Regions from separate parts of the Homo sapiens genome. Here region 2 is linked to region 1. Evidence: chromatin contacts called from ENCODE Hi-C or POLR2A ChIA-PET data. All regions are on one chromosome and are shown on one strand. The core of a region is the stretch at or near the end of the contact, and the rest is flanking DNA. Distances in the headings are between cores, read along the strand shown.

Evidence for each region. A loop is a pair of places that touch in the nucleus more often than their neighbours do. ChIA-PET counts read pairs that join two places held with the same protein, here RNA polymerase II (POLR2A).
Region 2: a loop to region 1 is called in a map of right cardiac atrium, with 2.2 times the contacts of the local background. The contact joins two enhancer-like sites. A Hi-C loop is called at or near these places in 1 of 168 maps with a recorded cell type or tissue (right cardiac atrium). POLR2A ChIA-PET finds 5 or more read pairs at or near these places in 1 of 52 experiments (activated CD4-positive, alpha-beta T cell).

The regions. Positions count from the first base shown.
Region 1 is chr2:27,733,660-27,736,800 of GRCh38, reverse strand. The region is part of intron 2 of LOC105374378 (a long non-coding RNA gene); the gene reads right to left. Among named protein-coding and RNA genes, the nearest start is that of LINC01460, 19 kb to the right of the region's middle. RefSeq lists a silencer at 966-1,135. Within about 2 kb of position 1,429, at least 25 of the 41 ENCODE cell types and tissues checked have a DNase peak (open chromatin) inside an H3K27ac peak, as active enhancers do.
Region 2 is chr2:28,044,207-28,047,347 of GRCh38, reverse strand. It overlaps BABAM2 (BRISC and BRCA1 A complex member 2), which reads right to left. Exons shown (of 12, transcript NM_199191.3): 6 at 1,549-1,623. Among named protein-coding and RNA genes, the nearest start is that of MIR4263, 49 kb to the right of the region's middle. Within about 2 kb of position 1,492, at least 2 of the 41 ENCODE cell types and tissues checked have a DNase peak (open chromatin) inside an H3K27ac peak, as active enhancers do.

The sequences.
Region 1 (3,141 bases), core at 180-2,679:
GAATCCCAGCCCTACCTCTCTCTGGCTGTGACCTTGGGCGAGGTGGTTGACCTCTCACCTTGCTTTCTTTCTGTACAAAATGGAATCGGGTTCCTGACCTCACAGGGTATGGTGAGGATTGAGTGAGCTCACAGGTGCCCTTGGGGAAGAGGCAAGTAATGGAGCTAGTGCAGAAAGTTTAAACAATAAGAAGGGGTGTGTGGCCACTGCCAGGTCCAGGGAAGGTTCCTGATTCAGTCCTGGCTGCCACAGGAATGCAAGCTTGGTGTTGGCAGATCCTTTTATTTGTCAAGAAAAATCAGATATCTGGATTTTTATGTGAACTTTTCCAATTTTCAAAAGCCTGTGAGGACAGAACAACGCATATCTGCAGACTGTCAGGGTGCAAACTCGGATGACTATGACATTCCTGCAGCGCTCTTGGCCTGGTCCCTGCCTGGTGCCTTCCTCCTCTCCCCATTCTACCTCTTCCTGGCTAGCTCCCTAAGGCCCTGCCTTTCCCCCTGGTGTCTGTCGCCCTCATTGTAAAGTGGGCAGAGGCCAGCTCAGTCCTGGGGTGGCCAGAATTCAAGGCCCTGGGGCTGAGGGAGGGCAGGTCGGGTGGCACTATGAGGACAGGTGTTCTCAGCAGAAGCAGGTTAGGTACAGGACTGTTACCTGGAAGCCCTACTGAGCCTCTTCCCCAACAGGGAGGGGGAAAGGTGGGGAGCAGGCAGATACCTGCAGCCACAAAATGAATGAACGAATGAACAACGAACAGCCCAACCACCGCTGCCTCAGGTGGAAGTTGGCAGCTGTGCGGTAGGATGGCAGATTATCTGGGGCTCTTCTCAATCAATAATGTTGAGGGAGCACCCAGAAAAGTCTTCTTGCAAAAGTTGGTGGGGCCTTTGGTAGGCCCAGCCCAGCAAACCGGCTCAGGGCCAGGACCCAGTGAAGCCAGCCGCCTCCCGGCGCCCAATCTCCATCTTGGGCCTCGGATTAGAATCAGCCGCCCCCGCCCCGCGCCTTCCCGAGAGCCCCGCCGGGGCTGCCGGAAGCGGGGGTGCAGGGCGCGGGCATGGGGGTGTGCCCTTGCATCAAGGCCCTTCCCAGAAGGGGCAGCGCCTTCCCAGCACCGGCCTGCTGGTCTCCCCCGCGCCCGCCCTTCCCGGATATCCCGGCGACGCGCTGCAGCCTTTCCCGGGCGGCTCGGGTTGGCGAGGTCCGGGAGCCCTCGGTGCCGCGATGGGAAGTGCTTGCCCACGGCCCGGCCTGGGGACACACTCCCGCGCCCTCCAGGCCCCTGAGCTGTTCCTGGGAAAGGGCGTGAACGAAGCTCCCGCACAACCCCTTTCTTTCTCTTGGCACTTCCCAGTAAACCCTCCAGGTGTCCAGGTGGGGCACTTTCCACTGCCGGGCTCAGCCCTGGGTCTGGGTCTGCGGCCCGTCCCTTCGCTGCAGAGCGCGGTGCAATCGCGGTGGGGTTGGAAGGGGTCAGGGCTCCTGCCGAGCCAAGTCTCCTCCTCTGCCTGGGCAGCTACACGACTGGACCTCAGTGCCCACTACATGGACAAGCCTTGAAACTCATCCATCCAAACATCAGATAAACCTAAACTGAGAGACATTTCACAAAACTACACAAAGATGAAGAAGGGCTGAGGAACTGCACCAGACCGAAGGAAAGGAAAGAGACAGAACAACTAGATGCAGTGCGTGATCCCAGCTTGCATCTTGGATGGGGGGGAAATTGCTGTTAAGGACATAATTGGCAAAATTTGCATGTGGATTATATAACAGTAATATTGTATCAATGTTAAATTTCCTGAATTGGATCATTGAAACGTGGTTATGAAAAAGAATGTCCTTGGTTTGGCTTCTCTGAAGTATTTAGGGATAAAGGGACATGTCTGCAACTTCACCTCAAAATGGTTCAGAAATAAAATATAAGTACATTATTATTCCCCAAACAATTAAGCATATGGCTATTGTATGGCCCAGAAATTCCGCTCCTAGGTGTATGTCCCAGAGAAATGAAACATATGTCCACACAAAAACTTGTACGGGAATGTTCATAGCAGCATTAATCATAATAGTCAAAATACAGAAACAACCCCATGTCCATCAAGTGATGAATGGATAGCCACAATGAGATACATCCATATATTAGACTGTAATAAAGCCATAAAAATGAATGAAGGGCTGATACATGCTACAAATGGACGAATCTTGAAAACATTATGCTAAGTGAAAAAAGTGAGTCACTAAAGACTACAGATTATATGACTGTGTTTATATGCAATGTCCAGAATAGACATTGTAGTCTATTCTGTCTATATAGAGACTACATATTATAGTCTATAAAGACAGAGAGTAGGTTAGTGGTTGCTTAGGGCTGAGGTGAATTGGGTTTAGGGAGGTGATAGCTAAAAGAGGTACAGGGTTTTGTTTTTTGGTTTGTTTTTCTTTTTTTGAGATAGGGTCTCACTCTGTCACCCAGGCTGGAGTGCAGTGGTGCAATCATGGCTCACTGCAGCCTCAACCTCCTGGGATCCTCCTGCCTCAGCCTCCCCAGGAGATGGGACCAAAGGCACATGCCACCACACCTGGCTAATTTATTTTTTATAAAGATAGGGTCTTGCCTTGTTGCCCAGGCTGGTCTCGAACTCCTGGGCTCAAGCAATTCCCCCCCACCTTGGCCCCCCAAGGTGCTGGGATGATTACAGGTATAAGCCACCACGCCTGGCCCAGAGTTTCTTTTTTAGGTGATGAAAATATTCTAAAATTTGCTGTGTGGTAATGGTTGCATATATGGTATATGACTTGTATCTCAACAAAGCTGTTATAATAATAATAATAATAATATGTATTTATGTAGACAGACAAAAAGAGAAAGTGATTGATAAAGCAAATGTGGCAAAACATTAATGACTATTGAAACTGGGGAAAGGATATTCAGAAATTAATTGTACTATTCTTGTATCTGTCCTGAGTGATATGGTTTGTCCCCAACCAAATCTCATCTTGAATTGTAGTTCCCATAATCCCCACATATCATGGGAGAGACCCAGTGGGAGGCAATTTAATCATGGGGGCAGTTACCCTCATGCTGTTCTCATGATAGTGAGTGAGTTCTCACGAGATCTGATGGTTTTATAAGGG
Region 2 (3,141 bases), core at 243-2,742, 310 kb before region 1:
ATGGAGGAGGTCCTGAGTATATGCTATAAGGGTTTCTTAGAAGACTGCTTACTAGTCTAATAGAGCATAGTAATTGCCAAAATCAAATTAATTATGCTTGGTTATCACAAATCTAATATATATATTTTCCACAACAGGATTGTAGAGAAACTGATAGAAATTGATGATTTCCATTCTTATTTGGACTTTACAACTCTTGGGTACAAAATGGAGAACTAGTCAACTGGAAACTAAAAACGAAAGTTTAATGAAGTACAAAAATCCTATGTTTTACTTAGCGAAAAAGAAAATAATTTTCCTCTTTAGATGGACTGTATAGACCAGGAACAGTGGCTCACACCTATAATCCCAACATTTTGGGAGGGTGAGGTGGGAGGACCACTGAGACCCTTTCTCTACAAAAAACAAAAAATTAGCTTGGCACAGTGGTGCACGCCTGTAGTCCCAGTTACTCAGAAAGCTGAGGTGGGAGGATCACTTGAGCTTGGGGTGAGCTATGGTCACACCACTACACTCCAGCTTGGGTGACAGAGCAAGACCATGTTTCCAAAAAAAAAAAAGATGGAATGTATTAAAAAAAATTCCCTAACCTTTTCTATGGTTTATAGTTTATATTCTACTAAGTCATACTTATAACCATTATAAAAATTAATATCTAATATTATTTATTGATTAGTATAATATGCAAGCAAACTTGTACAAAGATTCTGTCTTTTCTCTAGGCAGTTATGAATACCATTAATTCTCTGAACAACATCAAATTAGGAAGATAGAAATTTTTCTTATGCTAGATTGCAATTAAAGAACCACAAGTACAAATACAGCACAGAGGGAGGCCAGCCAAATCTTTTTGTTTGTTTGTTTTTTATCTGTTGTTTTTTGTTTTTTGAGATGGAGTCTCACTCTATCACCCAGGCTGGAGTGCAGTGGCTCGATCTTGGGTCACTGCAACCTCTGCCACCCAGGTTCAAGCGATTCTCCTGCCTCAGTCTCCCGAGTAGCTGGGATTATAGGAGCCTGCCACCATGCCCGGCTAATATTTGTCTATTTTTTTTAGTAGAGACAGGGTTTCACCATGTTGGCCAGGCTGGTCTCAAACTCCTGACCTCAGGTGATCTGCCCACTTCAGCCTCCCAAAAAGCTGGGATTACAGGCATGAGCCACCGCGCCCGGCCAAGGGCCAGAACCTCGAAGGCAGTGGCTAGGGTGTTTGCAGAATGGAGTGGTGACTAATATTGCATATTAGGTAATTTATATGAGAGTCTTTCATTCCAGTAACATTATTAAATAAAAGCGATTTTTCCCAAAGTTTAATTCACTTATAATAATTTTATTTTAATATGGAAAACTCACTTCTAAATGACTTTCACAGTTACTATTTTAGCTTTTAGGCAGCAAAACAGCTCAATGGAACTTCATGTAAGAAATATTTTTAATAGAATTCATCATCTGAACAAAATGCTGACAAACCAGTCATACAAATATTGAGTTAAATAATTACTTAAAAAGCTCACTTATATTCTCATACTGAAAATCATATATTTTTACCTTGAGAAGGTATGTGGGGATATTGCTGAAATCTACGGGCAGCTTCAAAAGGAAACGAGCTGAAAATTCACCAGTCTGTAAAAAGAAAGTTATAATAATAAGATTAAAATCAAAAATAGATTATGAAGTGACAATTATAGCCAAGGCCACAAGTTCAACCTGTTCAAAATGCAGGCATCTTCAATTTGGTTTTCCTAACGTTAGGCAAGAAAAGAAGGTTGGAAAAGTAGGGGAGGATCAGAAAGAGTTCTTAAATTATTAGTTACTAAAAAGCACAATTTGAGTTTTTAAAATCTGCATTTTAAATGTACAATAAAATTATAATTTAGCAGAATTGCCTTTTTGTTTCTTAAAAGTATGAAAAGAATATATGAATGTATGATTATTATTTTTTTAATCCCAAACAATAAAGACAGACCTACCCCTTTGATTCATTTGTTTTTATTAAAGCATTCAGACCACATCACTAATATTTATAAACCACAAGGCTGATGGCATACACCACCATCCTTTCTGGATGTACATGCAAAGGTCAAACTTCTACCTAGCAGTGGGTATTCAAAATAAGTTTCTCATCTCCTGAAAGTCCACTATATCATTATCATTAACTGATGTTTTTCATAACTCCCTCCATGAACTAATCTCTATAGGAAAGAGGTACGGAGGTTTGGCGATTTAAAACATTTAACTAAGCTATAAATAATAGCTTCTATTTGCTAAAACAGAAAACTCATTTAAAAGAAAAACGTCTGCCTCTCAATTTTTATGACAGGAAAGCCTAGGGAATCACTTTTTTTTTTTTTTAACTTTGTCATAGTCTAGAGGAGGAGTTTTCAAACTAGATCATGCAGAGATCTAGAGGTGCTAGAGAACCTCTGCAAAGGTAACAAAGATGCGTCCTGACCTGGTGGAATCCTCGGTCTTCCATCCTGTCTCACTGCAAGTGTGCAGCTCAGCCTGGTATTTTGACATGGTGTGTTTTACTTAGACATATTTGAAAAAAGAACTCCAGAAATGATCCAGAACTACTCAGAGTGGATGTCTATCCTTTTAATATTGTAACTACCAAAGAGTTCCCGCTCTTTAAAAAATGAGCAGCACAAACTCCCCTAAACACATCTTAAAACATAGCAAGCGTTTACAAATATTTGTATGAGTGGGTGGATGAATGCACCTAGGCACACATGCATAGCACTTTAGACAGTTTCACCACAGCCTCCACTCCATTCTACAAACACCCTAGCAAGTGGTTTCAAGGTTCTGGCCCTTGCCCGGGCATGGTGGCTCATGCCTGTAATCCCAGCACTTTGGGAGGCCAATGCAGGCAGATCACCCACGGTCAGGACATCGAGACCAGCCTGGCCAACATGGTAAAACCCCATCTCCACTAAAGAATACAAAAATTAGCCGGGCGTGGTGGCACGTGCCTGTAGTCCCAGCTACTCGGGAGGCTGAGGCAGGAGAATCACTTGAACCTGGGAGGCAGAGTTTGCAGTGAGCCAATATTGCACCATTGCACTCCAGCCTCGGCAACAAGAGCGAAACTCCGTCTCAAAAAACAAAAAAGGTTATGGCCCTAATTTTAAAACTCTG